Linked DNA regions of Homo sapiens: region 1 is linked to region 2. A link is a loop called in an ENCODE intact Hi-C map of the cell type or tissue named here. Cell type or tissue: ascending aorta. All regions are shown on one strand. Links, peaks and the distances in the headings refer to the core of each region. The heading gives the core; the rest is flanking DNA.

The links. A loop is a pair of places that touch in the nucleus more often than their neighbours do. Peaks named below come from ENCODE experiments on the same cell type or tissue, not always from the same donor. Only the 100,000 strongest peaks of a DNase experiment are listed, where the experiment ranks them.
Region 1: it touches region 2 in a loop (3-fold over the local background); 3 of 110 quality-filtered maps call a loop at or near these places.

The regions. Positions count from the first base shown.
Region 1 is chr15:63,854,732-63,864,230 of GRCh38, reverse strand. No RefSeq gene overlaps it. Among named protein-coding and RNA genes, the nearest start is that of MIR422A, 12 kb to the left of the region's middle. RefSeq lists an enhancer at 3,711-3,770. In ascending aorta, for the core only: no CTCF peak of the experiment used is centred there; a DNase peak (open chromatin) is centred at 5,284.
Region 2 is chr15:63,802,653-63,812,151 of GRCh38, reverse strand. All of the region lies in intron 1 of HERC1 (HECT and RLD domain containing E3 ubiquitin protein ligase family member 1), which reads left to right. Among named protein-coding and RNA genes, the nearest start is that of HERC1, 27 kb to the left of the region's middle. In ascending aorta, for the core only: no CTCF peak of the experiment used is centred there; no DNase peak of the experiment used is centred there.

The DNA.
Region 1 (9,499 bases), core at 659-8,658, 52 kb before region 2:
GTCTCCCATCTCCCTTAAATTCAGAACCATCCATGTGTGGCCACTACCAAATTTCTACCTCCTGCCAGGCCAGACCTCTCATCTGAGCTCCAGCCACAAGTCCTGCCTGGCCAGCCTCCCTGGTCATCCCACAGGCACCTCAAGCGAACCATGTCTAATGGACCTCAGCACCCCTCCCCTTCCAAACCAGCTTCTCTTTCCATGTCCCTATCTCAGTGACACACACCATCATCTACCCAGTCATAAGAAGCAGAAACCTGGGAGTCACTCTCTGGAATGTGAACTCACGGGGCAGGGATTTTTTTCTTACTTGTTTAAAGCCTATATTCCAAGCACGTGGAACTGGCTTAGGAGGTGCCTAATAAGTATTTGTTGAATGAAAATCTTTTTTTTTTTTTAAATAGAGATGGCGTCTCACTATGTTGCCCAGGCTGGTCTTGAACTCCCGGCCTCAACTGATCCTCCCACCTCAGCCTCCCAATGTGCTGGGATTACAGGCATGAGCAACCACACCTGGCATTGAATGAATTCTTGCCTTCTCCCACATACCAAAACCATCTCCAAGACCTGTCCATTTTGCCCTTTAAACATTCTCTTTCCTGGCATGGTGATGCATACTTGTAGTCCCAGCTACTCCAGAGGCTGAGGCAAGAGGATTACTTAATCCCAGGAGTTCAAGGCCAGCCTATAGAACATAGCGAGACCCATCTTATAAAAAGAATAAAATGAAAACATTCTCTCACATACTTCTACATCCTCCAACAACGTTGCTGCTCCCCTAGCCTAAGTCCCCCTCATCTCTTGCTAGGACGAGTGCAACAAAGTCCTCACTGGTCTTTCTGCTTTTGCTCTCCCATTCCCTGGGGCACCAGCTGGCGGATGCTTTCTACAACCCCAGCATGACGTTCCCCTCACCTGCTTAAAACCCTGCAAAGAGTCCCTGTTGATATCAGGATAAACTTTTTTGGCATTGAGGGGGTTAGAGAATAGTTTTGAATAAATGTTTTTCTACTCTCTGCAGCAGACTGAGGACCAGAGCCCTTGGCACGCCCAGCCCCAAACATTTTTTCCTGAGGGTTGGGGGGTATCGAAGAGCCCTCTAACATCAGAGATTCTCCCAAGGGGAGTGGTGTTGAGCTCTCTAACATTGGGGAGCTCTGCCAGCTCCTTGCCAAGATGCTGGCCTAGCTTAGGACTCCCTTGGCCTTCTATGCCTTCCCTTTCCCTTTGCTCCTCCCATTCACTGTAGAGTCCATTCAGGGTGCATGACCTGGGTGTTGCTACCAGCAGAGGTGAGAGAAAGAGAAAAATGGGAGAAAGACAGAGCTGCCAGGGAGACTCAGCCCCCTTCTCTCCTGGGATCCTTCTTTCTCACCATCCTGAGTCTGCACCCTGATCTACCTGTGGCCACCACTGAGGGTCTCCTAGGGGCTTGGCAGATGGGGACACTAGGCTGCCAGCAAGGGGCAGAGGCCTTTGTCAGAGTAAGCAGGAGAGAGAGACAGAGAGAGAGAGAGAGAGAGACCTAGTGTCCTTTCTTCCCTGAAGTAAAAGACTCCTGGCTTCACATGCCTTCCTGGCCTTGGGCCTTGGTAACTTAGAGCCTGAGGGTGAGCCTGGAGTGATGGGGACTAGAGGCACAGGGGTTTCCTGGGGGTAGGACATAGAGGGAATCAGCCTGCAGGGAGGTCAAAATGCTTTGAACTCGGGCTGCAGGAACCTTTGAGAAGTGCTCAGAACTCAGATTCTAAGGACACCCTAGCGAAGTGACTGAACTGAGGCTGTGGGACCTTTCTGGGAAATGTGCGAAATTTAGGCTGCAGGGGCTCACTGAATTCAGGCAGGGGGTTCTTAGGAAATGTACTGACTCTAACTGTGAGGCTGTCTGGGGAGGCTGATAAACTCAGGTCCAACAGGACATTCTTGAGGACTGCATTGAACTCAAGTTGTAGGGGCTTCTTGGAGAGACCCATGAACTGAGTTTATGGACCCTTTTTGGGGAGGTCACTGAACTTTCACTGCATGCCTGGAACTTTGCTTGCAGACTCAAAGTCCATGTGGCTGTCCTCTGCTACACAAACTCAGAGGTACAAGACATACAGACAGACATGGACTGCAGTTACCCAAGGATCATTCACAGTCTCTCCTCTCTCCTTGCTACACACACACATACACACACACACACATACACACACCCTGTCTCTTCAGTCCCCTCTCCTGGTTCTTCCATAATTTCCTAACCTCTGAACACAGGAATGTTCAGAGTTCAGTCCACAAACCTCCCCATTTGTTTATACTCACTTTTTTTTTTTTTTTTTGAGATAGGGTCTTGCTCTGCCACCCAGGCTAGAGCGCAGTGGCCCAATCTCGGCTCCCTGCAATCTCTGCCTCCCAGGTTCAAGCGATTCTCATGCCTCAGCCTCCCAAGTAGCTGGGACTACAGGCACATACCACCATGCCCAGTTAATTTTTGTATTTTTAGTAGAGACTGGGTTTAACCATGTTGCCCAGGCTGGTCTTGAACTCTTGACCTCAAGCGATCCCAGCAATGTCTATCTGGGCACTCTTCACTCCTTTACCCAGCTTTGTATTTTCTCTGTAGCTCTTATCACAGTCTGATATACTGTAGATTTATTTGTTATTTGTTCATTGTCCGTCTCTTCCCACTTAAATATAAACTCCATTAAGGCAAAGACTTTGTCTTGTTCACTGCTGTATCCCTCCAATTACAACAGTGCTTGAAAAATAGCAGTGCTCAATAGATATTTGTCGAATGAATGAATGAATGCTGGGAACCAAGTGAATATTTGTTGAATTGAGGGGTACTGGACCCCACTTTTTGTTTTTCTTTGAGACAGTCTCACTCTGTGCCCAGGCTGGAGTGCAGTGGTGCAATCTTGGCTCACTGCAACCTCTGCCTCCCAGGTTCAAGCAATTCTCCTGCCTCAGCCTCCCAAGCAGCTGGGACTATAGGCACAAGCCACTAATTTTTGTATTTTTAGTAGAGACAGGGTTTTACCATGTTGGCCAGGCTGGTCTCAAACTCTTGACCCCAGGTGATCCACCTGTCTCAGCCTCCCAGAGTGCTGGGTTCACAGGCATAAGCCACTGCACCTGGCCTGGACCCTACTCTTGATCTTTGTGGATCACACAGACCTGTATCTTCCTTTTCAGAGATTCTTTAAAAAAAAGAGAGAGAGAGATTTTTTCTAAATCAGTTACCAAGGCTGTTAAATGGGAAAATGAATAGCTAGTCTAAAGGAGGAAATTTAGCACTTGTAGAACAGCAAGGGGGTGCTTGAAGCATGACAGCTGAAGGTAACATATATAGGTAATGTAATACAGGTAACATAGCCTACATGAGTAATGTCTAGTCTGAAAACGAATACTACTTTGAGTATTTAAAACAGAAAGATGTTAATAGACATCACACAAGCAATGGAAGAATCAAGAAAGCACTGGAGAGTATGACACAACTCAGATCAGCAGCAGCAGGAAACCATTTCTACTCCTAGGCCAGAGAGTGAGGAGGAAGGTTTTCAGGGCACAGGGACCAGGGACATCAACAGATACTTTCTTGTAATTCTGACAGCTGCTATAAGGAGAGGAGTCTGGGGCATCTGGCCGCGTTTCCAAATCTGCTCGGCCCTTTTCTTCCAAGGATGATCTGGTTCTGCTCTTTGATCCAGGGCACTGCTTTAAAGAGCCTGTTTGTTTGTGGCAGGCACCAGACTAGTATTGTCACTGGTTCATGGACTCTGAAAGCACCTAGAAGATCCACTGTTCCTGTGGCAGTGGATGATGGCAGCTGGTACACCCTGGGTGCAGCTGGTGTCTTTGATTTAGTACAAGCACCTTTCAAAGATTTCATTACACTTGAAAGCCTCACCTCCGGAAGGCAGTGGGTGGGGGAGCAGCTGTTCAGCCTCTGTAGAGATAGGACCAATGGGTGCATTTCTGAGGAAGTAGACTTCAACTAAGGAAGAAGTTTTTAACACAGCTGCCAGCAATGGCCTTGGCTCTCTTGTGAAGAAGTGAGCTTTCTGCTCCAGAAGGTATTCTAGCAGTCTGTCAAAAATCTTGCAGTGAGGAAAGCCTACAGTGGCCTACAAAAGCCTGCTAAATGCCTTCTCCATTGCTTCTAACTTTGCCCAACTCTGAATTCTGTGGGTGAACAACTAGCTCCTTTCATTCTGGCCCTCTATTCTTTCTTTTTTCTTTTTCTTTTCTTTTTTTTTTTTTTTTTTTTGAGACGTATCACTGGTGTCGCCCAGGCTAGAGTGCAGTGGGGCCATCTTAGCTCACTGCAACCTCTACTTCCTGGGTTCAAGTGATTCTCCTGCCTCAGCCTCCTGAGTAGCTGGGATTACAGGCATGCACCATGACACCTGGCTAGTTCTTTTGGTATTTTTAGTAGAGACAGGGTTTCACCATGTTGGCCAGGCTGGTCTCGAACTCCTGACCTCAAGTGATCTGCCCGCCTCAGCCTCCCAAAGTGTTGAGATTACAGGCATGAGCTACCATGCCCAGCCTGGCCCTCTATTCTTGACACATCCTTCTGCAGACCAACCCCATGTCTGCAAGTTTCATAACCCCAGTGAGAGAGCATCTGAGGGCAGGGTAGGCATGTGCCACTCAGTAGGCCTTCCCTCCTGTCTCACTTCTCACTCCCATGGCCAACTCATAGCCTGGCTTTTGGTTGAGGAAACTGGCACTTGGTGAGTATAGTAGATCGAATAACAGCCCCTCAAAGATGTCCACATCTTAATTCCTGAACCTATGTTAATTTACATGGCAAAAAGAGGTCTTGCAGATGTGATTAAATTAGAAATCATGGGATGGGGAGATGATCCCAGATTAGCCAGGTGAGCCCAATGCAATCACTAGAGTCCTTATAAAAGAAAGGCAGGGCAGAGAAGAAGACAGAAGCAGGGGTTGGAGTGATGTTCTTTGTAAAAATGGAGGAAGCAGCCATGAGCCAAAGAATGCAGATGACATCAGAAGCTGGAAAAGGCAAGGGAATGGATCTCCCCTAGGGCCTCCAGAAAGAATGCAGCCCTGCTAACACCTTGCTTTTAGCCCCATAAGACCCATTTTTTTTTCAGGCTTCTGACCTCCAGAACTGCAAGATAATAAACTTGTATTGTTTTAAGCTACTACATTCGTCATAATTCATTTTCAAAACAGGAAACTAATATAGAGGACTTACGATCCATTCCCATGACAACCAACACAACAGCCTGGTAGCTGACCAAATAAAAAGGCCAGGCATGGTGGCTCACACGTGTAATCTCAGCACTCTGGGAGGCCCAGGAGGGTGGGTCACTTGAGGTCAGGAGTTCAAGACCAGCCTGGCCAACATGGTGAAACCCCATCTCTACTAAAAATACAAAATCAACCGGGCATGGTGGCAGGCATCTGTAGTCCCAGCTACTCAGGAGGCTGAGGCACGAGAATCACCTGAACCCATGAGGCAGAGGTTGCGGTGAGTCAAGATTGTACCACTGCACTCCAGCCTGGGCAACAGAGCAAGACTCTGTCTCAAAAAAACAAACAAAAAACATTTTCCATAGGAAGGAAGCAAACATGGTAGTTAAAAGCATGGGTCTTGCAGGCAAACAGACCTGATTCAAATCCAAGCTCTGCTAGGTTGCGTGATAGCTCAGAGCTTCATTGTCTCATCTGTAAAATGGGAGTGTTACGGCCACCTTGCCCAAGGTGGTTGTGAAGATGAAATAAAATAATGCAGTTAAAGCACTCAGCATAGGTCCTAGAACACAGGAAAGTCTCAGTAAATAGTAGTGGTAGCTATTATTACTCCTACCACCATCTCCATCATTGCTACTACTGTTACTACCAATACTACTGCAGTTGCTGCTGCTACTGCTACTATTACTGCTGCAGCTATTGCTAATATTACTATTGCTATTTACCACAACAATATCTATGCCTGGGGCCAGACACAGTGAATCACTCCTGTAATCTCAGAACTTTGGGAGGCTGAGGCAGGAGGATCGCTTGAGCACAAGAATTGGAGACCCACCTAGGCAACACAGCAAGACCCCATCTCTACAAAAAAATAAAAATGAAAAAATTAGTCAGGCATAGTAGCACATATCTGTAGTCCTAGCTACTTGAGAAGCTGAGGTGGGAGGATTGCTTGAGCCCAGGAGTTTGAGGTTGCTGTGAGCTATGATTGTGCCACTGCACTCCAGCCTGGGCGACAGAGGGAGACCCTGTCTCTAAACAAAACAAATCTATGCCTGAAGAGCAGGGGCGATGTCACAAAAAGGATGAATAGAGACGGCAGCAACAATAAGGGAGGATGTGCTTAGAAGGGGTCAAAGTCTGGAGGTCACAACTTCACACTGCTAGTTGGGATTGAATTTTGAGTCTGAAGCCTGGTCTGAGGGCTCTTGAGGCTGAGGAGGTTAACATCTGCATCCACCCACTCAACATTTCTGCTGGAGTGTCTGTGTCTGGGGTGCAGCCTCCTGGCTAAGAGACCCTGGCTCAGGATCACCAACCAAGGCCTTCCATCTGTGCTTCCGTCTGGCCCAGTGCCCTTAGGCCAGGCCTGGAATTATGGGATGCTGTGGAAATGCAGACACATGACATAGCCCAGAATTCAAGGTGCTGACCTTTTGATCTTAGAGACAAACCAGGATCCTGAACCCAGTTACACATACATGTCCTCATTGTATTTCCCAGTTGAGAAGGCGAATCAGACAGCAAAAGAATGTGTGGACAAGATACAAACGCCTCTTCATTATTTCTGTGTTTCTTTTCCAAGGCCTCACTGTTGTTTAGGGGCCTACCCTGCTGCTTTTCTTTGAATGTACAGAAAGGCACCAGGTTGCTTTTCCCTAAGACTCTGGGTTTTGATGAGTAACACACTAAGACAATATGCTGCAGATATTTTTAGCAGCAACACCACCTAATATGTTGTTAAGAATTCTCCTCTGGAGTCAGATAGCATCTGGCCTCACATCCTGGTTTTGCTACTTGTTAGCTGTGTGGCCTTGGGCAAATTCCTTAACTTTTCTGAGGCTCAATTTCCTCATTTTAAAATGGTTTTATAGCAGATACCTTCTAGAGTTCTTGTAAGGAGAAATGAGATGATCCATATAATCATACCGAGCACAATGCCTGTACTTTAACCATTACTCAGTAGATGTGGGTCATTGCTGTTAGCGCTATCGTGATGTTACCATTTTCAGAGCATAGCTTTAACTTAGGACCAGAGGCAGCCACAAGTCTAGATGCTAATGTGGCTTTACCTCTCTGTGTTGTCATAGTGGCCTGAGGCTGCATGCTTGGCAAGGTCTGGGAAGTTAGGACCCTTTCCCTTTCAGAGTTCAGGAGGGTGAGCAGCTTAAGGATCCACCAGGTGGGTTCAGCTGGGCACAGTTCTACAAACAAGGAAGACATGTTGACATGTTCCAGGTGTGCTCCACAGCTGTTGTGGCAGGGATTGGTGCTGTTTATTATACGAAACCATAAAAGAGGCCAGGCACAGTGGCTCATGCCTGTAATCCCAGCATTTTGGGAGGCCAAGGCAGGCAGATCACCTGAGGTCAGGAGTTCAAAACCAGCCTGGCCGACATGGTGAAACCCCATCTCTACTAAAAATACAAAAATTAGCCAGATGTAGTGGCAGGCACCTGTAATTTCAGCTACTCAGGAGGCTGAGACAGGAGAATCACTTGAACCCGGGAGGCGGAGGTTGCAGGGAGCTGAGATTGCACCATTGCACTCCAGCCTGAGCAACAAGAGCAAAACTGTCTCAAAAAATAAATAAATAAATAAATAAAATTAAAAGAAATAAAAGAGGCCAGGTGTGATGGTTCACACCTGTAATCCCAGCACTTTGGGAGGCCAAGGTGGGCGGATCACAAAGTCAGGAGTTCGAGACCAGCCTGGCCAACATGGTGAAACCCCATCTCTACTAAAAAACACAAAAATGGCTAGGCCTGGTGGTTCGCATCTGTAATCCCAGCTACCTGGGGAGGCTGAGGAAGAAGAATCGCTTGAACCCAGGAGGTGGATGTTGCAGTGAGCTGAGATCATGCCACTATACTCCAGCCTGGGCGACAGAGTGAGACTCTGTCTCAAAATTAAAAAAATAAATTAATAAATCAAAATCACTGCTGGAAAGTTGGTTTCTAACTTTACATATCTTTGGATGAAATGTTGACTTAGTTGACTGGCTAATTCAGTTCTGAGTGATGAAAACATACCTGAGAAATCATGACACTTCAGGTTTACCGTAAATGTCATAACTTGGGACAAGATGCCTGAGTACATACAGGATATAGAGAATGAGTCAAAAGACATTTGGCAAGGGCTTTGAATTCACTCCCCTGGAGTGACAACAACTGATGGGGGGTAGTGAATTAGGCATTCTCCTTTATCACAGGTGGGAGTGAAATCACTGCAATCTTTGGGGATGTAATTTGGCTGTTCACATCAAACTGTTTATTTCTTTAGGCTTGGTAATCCCACCTCTGATAATCTATTCTAAAGAAATAATCCACATATTTAGAAAGAGCTGTATGCATATATTTGTTCATTGGCTCGTTATGTATAAGAGTGAAAAGATGGAAACCTACATGTCAACCTAAAGGTCTAACAACATGGAGTTGGTTAAATAAGTGACAACATATCCACTCAGTGGCATATTATGCAGCCATTGCTAATGAGTATCATAAAGGCATAGGAAATGGTGGGTGGTATTTATCAAGTGAAAAAGTTAAATACAAAATGGTATAATTGTAACTGTGTGAACAACTGTAAACAGAAAAAAGATTGGAAAGACTCAAGAAAGATATCATTAGTGATTGTGTTTAGGGTGATGGAGAAATTGCGAGTAACGTTTTTGTACATGTTCCAAGTCTTAAATTTTGTAGTTATATAACTTGTGTGGGAGGCAGAATGATGACCTTTGAAAGACCGCCTTGTCTTAATCCCTGGCCCCTGTGAATATGTTACCTTGCATGGCAAAGAGGGCTTTGCAGATATGATTAAGTTAAGGATTTTCAGATGGGGAGAGTATTCTGGATTCTCCAGTGGGCTGAGCAGAATCACAAAGGTCCTTATAAAAGGCAGGTTAGAGTCAGGGTGAGAGAGCGGTTTGAAAATGCTGTGCTCCTGGCTTTGAAGATGGAGGAACAGGCTATGAGCCAAGAAATGGAGGCAACTTTTAGAAACTGAAAAGGAAACAGTGTCCCCTAGATCCTCCAGAAGGAACACAGCTCAGCCAACACCTTGACTTTAGTCCATATAGACCTATTTCAAACTTCTGACTTCCCAGAAATGTAAGATAAAAAATGTTTGTTGTTTTAAGCCATTAAGTTTGTTATGACAGGGTATCGTGATTCTCCAGGCCTGTGTCACATACCCACTCCTGCAGTCAGGGACTAGGAGGAATAGTGCCACACAGCCAGAAAGAGGGCAATTCCTTAAAGGCATGCAAAAGCAGAAGCTATCCTCAATCCAT
Region 2 (9,499 bases), core at 432-8,431:
TTTCTCTTACTTGTAGGAAGGGTAGGCAACTTAGTGTCTATGTTTATGGGAACAGTGTTTTTCTGCCAGCTCATTTTTGAGCGAGAGTTACAAATCTGGCTCTAAATTTATAGAGATGGATTCACTGTAATTACTTAAAAATGATTATGTTGTAAGGAAATTAAAAGTAAGATTTGTTTAATACAGATACTCCTGGGAATGAATGAGTTTATTACATATGCTCCATCAGGAAGAACATGGTTAACAATAGAAAAACCATGTTTATCATTTAATTCCTATGTATACTTTCATTGTCAAAGATAACCTTTGTTTTTTCCTTTCTGTTTTTTTTTTTTTTTTTTTGGAGACGGAGTCTCACTGAGTCGCCCAGGCTGGAGTACAGTGGCGCGATCTCGGCTCACTGCAAGCTCCACCTTCTGGGTTCACGCCATTCTCCTGCCTCAGCCTCCTGAGTAGCTGGGACTACAGGCACCTGCCACCACACCCGGCTAATTTTGTATAATTTTAGGAGAGACGGGGTTTCACCATGTTAGCCAGGATGGTCTCGATCTCCCGACCTCGTGATCTGCCCGTCTCGGCCGCCGAAAGTGCTGGGATTACAGGCGTGAGCCACCGCGCCCGGCCCCTTTCATCTTTTATGTTACCGGGGCTCAGCTGTGCCTGATTCAGCTGTTTCTATACTCCTCCCCAAATTCTGATTTTGAAAATTTCTCAGATTTATAGAAAAAATGAAGAATAGCGCTTTTCACCTAGATTCACAAATTGCAACATTTTGGTGCAACTGCTTTTTTCCTCCCCTCTAAACATGCATACATTTTGCTTTAAGTGAGACTAATTTGTAGTCATCATGATCCTCCCTGTCCTCTCCCAGTACATTGGCATGTATCTTCTAAGAAGAAGGACATTCTCCAACTTAACCACAATACTTTTATCACACCGATGGAAAATAACATTAATTCATTGTCACCTAATATGCAACATTTGTGTTTAAATCTTTCTTGTTTCCCACATATCTTTTATAGTTGCTTTTTGTTTTTTTCGGGTCCAGGATCCAATCACATTCATATATTGCTTTTGGTGTTTATGTTTCTTTAAATCTAGAGTAAACCCCAGCCTTTTTTTTTCCCAAATGACATTAACTTTATTGAATAATCTAGGCCAGTTGTCTTATACAATGTCCTACAATGTGAATTTGCCTCTTGGTTCTTTAATATCACATATTCAAGTTAAACATTTGCTGCATTAACACTATGTAGGTGATGTTATGTACTCCTTAAATCACCTCAGGAGGCACTCAGTGCCATTTTCCTTCTTTATAGGTAATGCTAAATTTGATTGCTTAAGGTGGTGACTATCACCAGATTATTTCTTTGCAAATGTACACTTTTTTCCCCTTTGTAATTAATAAACAATTAGGTGGTGGTATTTTGAGATCACGTGAAAGTTGTCTCTCCTACAACGCTTTCCCATTGGTTTTAGCATCCATAGAAAACTATCTTTGCCCTTTTTTTAAATTAAAAAAAAGAAGCAATATATGCAAATGTTAAGAAACTTACATAGTATAAAAAAGGTTATAGCAAAAGATATATCTCCCTTTCATTCATTCATACTGTATCTTCATTTTCCTAGTTTTTCCCAGAGTTAACTGTCATTGGTTTCTTATGTGTCTTCCAGAGATTTTCAACCACTCTAGTAATGCATTCATATATATAGCCCCTCTTTTTTTTTATTTTTACACAAATGGCTTATTTCATGAAACATAATAGTTTAAAGATCTCCTCATAGTATATATCAAAATTTCATTTCTTTTTATGGCTGAGTACTATTTCAGTGTATGTGTATACACCACATTTTGTTTATCCATTCATCTGTTGATGGACAATTGGTCTATTTCTGCCTTTTGATTATTATGAATAATGCTCCTATTAACATTGGTGTACAAATATCTGTTTGAGTCTCTGCTTTTAATTCTTTTGTATGTATACTTTGATGTGGGTGCTTGGTCTGCATCTTAATGTATTTTTAACTTAGTATATCATAGTAATCATTTTCAACTTAATACATTCCAAATAATTGTAGATCTTCCTCATTCATTTTAATGACTGCCTTGAATTCTAGTATATGTGTATAATTTATTTAACCAGTTTATTATTTGTGGACTTTAGATTGTTTCCTGGCTGGGTGCAGTGGCTCACACCTGTAATCACAGCACTTTGGGAGGCTGAGGCAGGATTGCTTAAACCCAGGGGTTCGAGACTAGTCTGGGCAACATAGTGAGACCTTATCTCTATTTTAAAAAAGCAGAAAACAAAAAACGTCATTTCCCCTTTTCATTGCTTTTATTACTTTTTTTTTTTTTTTTGCTATTCTAAACAAGGCTGCAATGAATAGGATATTTCTTAGTTTAAACAGTACTTTGTTTCTTGATTAAAACTACACTAAGAAAATGTTGACTGAGCCTAGTCCTGCTGAGTATACCTTCTAAATGTCCTTAAAATTCAACTCCGTACAAGTTCAATATATTGTTCCTCTTTTATTTTAGGCCCATATTTCTCAACTCAACTTTTGCAGTGGCCCAGGATTGGTCTGTTGTGTCCTGGCCATTCTTTCTCTTCATTATCTTAGTGTTATCCACAGCTCCTGATGTGTAGCCTTGTTATGGGAACATTATCATATTGTACTGTAATTGCTTATGTATCTTTATATGCTTTGAGGTTCTGAGTCTTTTAGGAGCACTGCTTTGTATGCAGTGGAATTTACTATGGATAAATCTTGCACATTCTTGTTAGGTTGTTTGTAGTGGTAAGTCAGAATACCTTTATTAAAATTAACACATAATTACAGATTTAGAAAAATGTACAAATAGGACTGACCCTTGGTTCATTAGAATATACTAGGGGTTCATGCCTTTATTTTTGTTTATTTTTTGATGAAGAGGTTAAAGGTAACTTTGAAGCCAGTCAGTGGTTGATACTATTGTGTCTTCCCCCTCCATCCCTATTTCTTTTGATACCATTAACTCTTTCAGATAATCTTTTGAATTTTATTTTTTTCTCCTTAAAATCATACTCATATGTAAGTATTCTGTGACTATTTGAGGAGCTAGCCAGAGTACTTACTTCTGATATTTTTGCTATTTCTTCATTTTTTATTTTAGGGAGGCCATAAGAATGAGTTCTTGAAGTATCAATTGGATATAACATTGGGAGTTCTGTGAGGATAAATTTACTAAAAATGTTGATTGTCATGATGTAGGCTTTCCTTTATAGTTGCTAACAGATTGATGGTTCTAAAGACATGGGAGGTGATTTTTTTCTACAGACAATATGATAAGGACCCTCAGGATCTTCATTCCTCTAGAAAGTATACTTCTGTTGACATCTAGTGTCTGCTTTGTGGCCACTGGTCAGCTGCAAATTAAGGTATTTGTGTGTGCTGACATTTCTGTTTGCATTTCTGGATTAATTGTATCTATTACCGTAACAGACTGTTGAACTTGACAAGTGGATAACTTACTTTACTCTTTTTTTTCCCCAAAGATCCTTTCGTTAAAAAGTATATTGATGAGCAGTGTACAGTGGCTCACGCCTGTAATTCCAGCACTTTGGGAGGCTGAGACAGGAGGATTGCTTGAGGCCAGGAGTTTGAGACCAGCCTTGGCAACATAGTGAGACCTTGTCTCTGGAAAAAAGAAAAAAATTAGCTGAGTGGTAGCATGTGCTTGTAGTCCTAGCTACTCAGGATGCTGAGGCAGGAGGATCACTTGGACCCAGGAGTTCAAGGCTCCAGTGAGCTGTGATTGTGCCACTGCAGTCTAATCTAGGCAACAGAGCAAGACCCTGTTTCTTTGAGGAAAGAAAAAGTACGTTGATGTTCTAAAAAAGAAACCACCCAAGTTTGATAGCAGCCGTTATTCAGAATCATTACATTGAAAACAAAATCATTAAAAACATAATAAATTTGCTTATAGCTGCTTGTCACAAACTTTTTGTACTAGGACATTGTAGTGATGTATTTTTTTTTTTTTGTCAACTAGAATTACTATAATGTTATGCTAAACTTCCATAAAGGAATACAAAAGAAGAAACTTAAAATAGCTGATGTTACTTACCTTTAGGGGATATATGATGAACAATTAGAGACCATATAGGGTAACAACTAATATTTATTTTCAAAGTAGTTCCTTGTGACAGATACAGAAATTCCAAGATAAGAAAGATAATTGAGGGTTAAGGTTGTTCAAGCAGGTTTAATTTGGGCAGGGGGCGGGGGAGGTAGGATTTGAATTAGTAACTGTAGGAAGTATAAGTGGAAAGGAAGGGGCGGGCATTACAGAGGACAACAGCATGAGTGGGGGCACAAAGGTAGGATTGAACATATCTCAACTGAGTGATGTAGGAATTGGTAGGAATTCCTACCTGACTAGAGCAGAGACAGTTGGGGAGTGTGGTGTGGTAAAATTTATTAGGTTGGTGGGGACAGTTGATTGTGAACCTTAAGCAGACTAAGTGATTTTAAGCCTGGGGAGCTATCTACATCAGTGAGGGTCCTGACAGGAAATAAATGGACTAGTTGTAGAGTTTTGGGAAGGGTTAAGGAGAGCAGCAGAGTATTGTCATGTTCCCAAGGCCTAACACTATTGGGAAGCCATTAGTACACTTTTAAGTCTGAGGGGAAAAGAAGAGGAACACTGGAAACTGATGAGAGCTGGAGCAATGGAAGCCAAGCTAGTGGTCAGGACCTGTAGCCCTAGAGGAAATGGCTTTGTGAGGTGGGAAGGGAGCTAGAGAAATGAAAACCCCAATTTCTTTTACTTCTCATCCTCCCATTTCCTCCTATGTGTGCCTCTCAATGGCCCAATGCAACTGGAAGTAAGAAGAGAACTTGGGCAGTGTAATGCCAGAGGACAGCCTCACAGGGTGCAAAGCAGAGCTTGAAGGGTAGAGAATAGGCTTGATTTGAGGAGGTTGGGGGCAAATAGAGAATGCCTAGTCCAGGACCCATTTTAAATTATTGCAAATTTATAAAGTAGGGTAGTGTTATAATGAAAATGCTCTTGGAGGAAGATTTGGTTTAGTGGATTTTGAGCCTTAAAAAAATCACTCAGGCCGGGTGTGGTGGCTCATGCCTGTAATCCCAGCACTTTGGGAGGCCGAGGTGGGTGGATCACCAGGTCAGGAATTCAAGACCAGTCTGGCCAACATGGTGAAACCCTGTCTCTACTAAAAATATAAAACTTAGCCGGGCGCGGTGGCGCATGCCTGTAATCCCAGCTGTTTGGGAGGCTGAGGCAGGAGAATTGAAGAGTGAGCTGAGATCACACCACTGCACTCCAGCCTGGATGACAGAGCAAGACTGTCTCGGAGTGGGTGGGGGCAATCTCTCTCTGGGCAGAGTTCCAACTTACAACAACAAAGGCAGAATGCAATCTATTATCTGATTTATCCTTATAGCCCCCACTGTAACTAATTTTGTTATTTCTCCGTAGACTTGTTAGACCAGAATTAATTCCTCTTCTACAATGTTCTGAGCCCTTGCAGTGAGAAAGCTAGGGTGCCAGTGGCTGAAAGGGACAAAAGAGTAGGGCAGAGTACCAGCCTTGCAAAGCATGAGTCTGGTTGTGGGGTGGATGGAGCAGTAGTGATGAAGACAGGTACGCAAATAATAACAAACCAGGCAGAGTATGATAAATGTACATGTGTGTAAGCAAAAGTAAGAGAGTTAGAGGAGGAAGTGAGTAAATCTGTGTTGGTGAGCGTAGGGTGATTACAACATGAAAAGCTTCATGGAAGAAGTCACCTTTGAGATAGGCCTTTGAAGGAAAAGTGTGGATTTTGACAGGTAAAGATTATGTAGGTGAGGTGGGAAGATTGCTTCAGCCTAGGAGCTTGAGGGTGCACTGAGCTATGACTGCACCTGTGAATAGCCACTGCACTCTAGCCTGGGCAACAGAGCAAGACCCTATCTCAAAGAGAAAAAAAAAAAACCACTTGTGTTCTGCAGAAATGCTCATCAGAGGTGATTTGGGAGGTATCTGTAGTGATGATGAGTTAAGCTTTAGCAATGAACAGGAAGTGGTTGATGTTAAGAAAAAATATATACTGAGAAGAAAAAGGAGGTTCTAGAACTTTTGGGAATACCAGCATTGGGTGGACAAGAGGCAGGGCCTGCAAGTAATTGGGTTTTGTTTGTTTTTTTTTTTTTGTTTTGAGATAGGGTCTTGCTCTGTTTCCCAGGCTGTAGTGCAGTGGCATGATCATGGCTTGCTGCAGCTTTGACCTCCCAGGCTCAGGCAATCCTCCTGCCTCAGCTTCCCAAGTAGCTAGGACCACAGAAGCGTACCACTATACATGGCTAACTTATTTTTTGTAGAAATGGGGTCTCCCTGTATTGCCCAGGGTGGTCTTGAACTGCTGACCTCAAGCAGTCCTCCTGCCTCAGCCTCCAAAAGTGCTGGGATTGTAGGCCTCAGCCATAGTGTCTGACCTTTTGTTTGTTTTTGGTCAGCTTTGATGAGGTATAATTAACATACCATAAATTCACCATTTTAAGACAACAGTTTGATAAATGTTAATACAGTTATGTAACTACCACCACAATCATCATATAGTCTCTTTTCATCATACCCAGAAAGTTCCCTTTTATGTCTTGGCTGTAATCTTCTCCACCTGTTCCTTAGCCATTAGCAACAACTGATGTGCTTTTTATCACCGTGGTTTTTACTCTAGAATTTCATGCAGCTAGAACCATAGTTATGTAGTCTTTGTGTCTGGCTTATTTCGCTTAGCATAATGCTTTTGAGATTCATCCATGTTGAATCTCCAAATAATGAATAATAATGCTTATTATTCATTTTGCTTGTAATGAATAACCATTGTGTTGTTTGAATCAGTCGTTCATTCCTTTTTATTACTGAGTAGTATGCCATTGTATGCATATATTATGATGTACCTATTCATTCATCAGATGATGGACAGTCGAGTTTCCAGTTTTTGGCTATTATGAATAAAGACGCTATAAATACTGATGACCAGGTCTTTATGTAATCATGTATTCTCATTTTTCTGGGCAAATACCTAAGGAGTAGAATTGTTGCATATGTGCTAAGTACAGCGTGTGTTTATGATAAACTGCCAAGCAGTTTCCCATGTCACATTTCTACCAGCAGTGTATGAGAGTTCTACACACTGGTGGTGACATCCTCACCAATACCTAGTATTATCTGTGTCTTTAAATTGAGCCATTTATTGAATTTGTAATAGTATCTTGTTGTGGTTTCAATTTCCATTTCCCTACTGACTAATGGTGTTGAACATCCTTTCATGCGCTTTTTTGGCTGTTTATGTATCTTTGGTGAAGTGTCCAGATATTTTGCTCATTTTAAAAATTGAGTTTTCTTATTGAGTTGTAAGGGTTCTTTTTATATATTCTTGATACACGTCTCATTGGATATGTTTTACAAAATAGTTTCTTTCATCTTGGGGCTTGCCTTTTCATTTTCTTATTTATGTATGTGTTCATCATATCTAAGTCTTTTCATTTTCTTAACAGTGTTGTTTTTTTTTTTGAGACAGTTTTGCTCTTGTTGCCCAGGCTGGAGTGCAATGGTACGATCTCGGCTCACTGCAACTTCCACCTCCTGGGTTCAAGTGATTCTCCTGCCTCAGCCTCCCAAGTAGCTGGAATGACAGGCGCCCGCCACCATGCCCGGCTAATTTTTTGTATTTTTAGTAGAGACGGGTTTCACCATGTTGGCCAGGCTGGTTTTGAACTCCTGACCTCAGGTGATCCACCAGCCTCAGCCTCCCAAAGTGCTGGGATTACAGGCGTGAGCCACTGTGCCCGGCTAGCAATACTTTTTGAAGGACAAAAGTTTTTAATTTAGATCAGGTCTAGCTTATCAATTTATTGTGTGCTATTTAAGAAATCTTACCCAGGATTGCTAAGATTTTCTCCTATGTTTTCTTCTAGAGACTTTTTAGTTTTAGCTCTTACGTTTCGGTCTGTGAATCATTTTGAGTTGATTTTTGTATATGGTATGAAATTAGGGTCAAGGTTTATTTTTCCTGTTTGCATATTCAGTTGGTCCAGCACCTTTTGTTGAAAAGATTATCCTTTTCCTATTAAACTGCCTTGACACTTTAGATAAGCATCAGTTGGCCATATATATGTGGGTCTATTTCTGTACCCTCAGTTCTGTTCTGTTGATCTATCTTGATGAAAGTACCACTATCTTGTTGCCACTACCACGTCTTGATTACTAGTTACTAGTTTTATATTAATAATAAGCTTAAAAGTCAGATAATGTACATCTTTAATGTTTTCTCTATCAGTTAGAATTGTTTTGCTATTCTCAGTCCATTGCCTTCCTGCCTTGCAAGTTTCTGAGACTGTGAAAAGTGTTTTGCTTCTTTTGTTACCCAATTGAGATCATTTAATAATCTTGAAAGAGTGGTTAGGAGGAATGTATTTTATCATAGCAACAAGACTTTTAAGAAGGAACTGAATTGGCAATTGGTTCATTAAAACCTTCTGAGGTTTTAATTTCTAAAAAGTTAGTATGGGGCTGGGCGTGTTGGCTCACGCCTATAATCCTAGCACTTTAGGAGGCAGAGGTGGGAGGATAGCTTGAGCCCAGCAGTTCAAGGCTTCAGTGAATTATGATTGTGTCGCTGCCACTCCAGCCTGGGCATCAGAACCAGACCCTGTGTCAAAAAAAAAAGAGAGAAAAAAAGAGCATGATATACACCACGATGTTGATAAGAAGCAGCATGATTTAGTGGTTAAGGGGTCACCTGGCAGACTAGTCTGGTTTGAATCCTTACTCTATCAATTACTGGCAGTTGTGACCTTGGGCTATTTAGCCTCTCTGTACCTCCACTTCCCTTCCTGGAAAATGGGGATAATACAAGTACTTTTTTCTTTTTATTAGTTTTTTAAATTTAAATTTTATTTTATTTTTTGAGACAGGGTTGCTCACTTTGTTGCCCAGGGGCACAATTATGGCTCACTGCAGCCTCGTAGGCTTAAGCGATCCTCCCATCTCAGCCTCCCAAGTTGCTGAGACTATAGGGGTGCACCACTATGCCTGCCAAATTATTTTTTGTAGAGATGGGGTCTCATTATGTCACCCAGGCTAGTCTCAAACTCCTGGGCTCAAGTGAGCCTCCCACCTTGGCCTCCCGAAGTGTTGGGATTATAGGCATGAGCCACCACACGCAGCCCCTATTTTATAGAGTTGCTCTGAAGAGTAAATAATACATGTATTTTCTGCCACATAGAAAGTGCTTCAGTGAATTGTAACTGCTATTATTGCTTTGTTCACCTAGAGAATGCTAAAAGCTTCAGAATTTGATAAACTCACTTATAGGAACTTAAACTTACTTGCAGTAACTCGTTTATTTCAGTTTTAGAAAGATAGTTGTAGTGCTGATTGGTTTTTTTCCAGTTCCTTGGTAGTTTTCTAACCTTTCTTTTCATTGGTGAATCTTTGGTAATT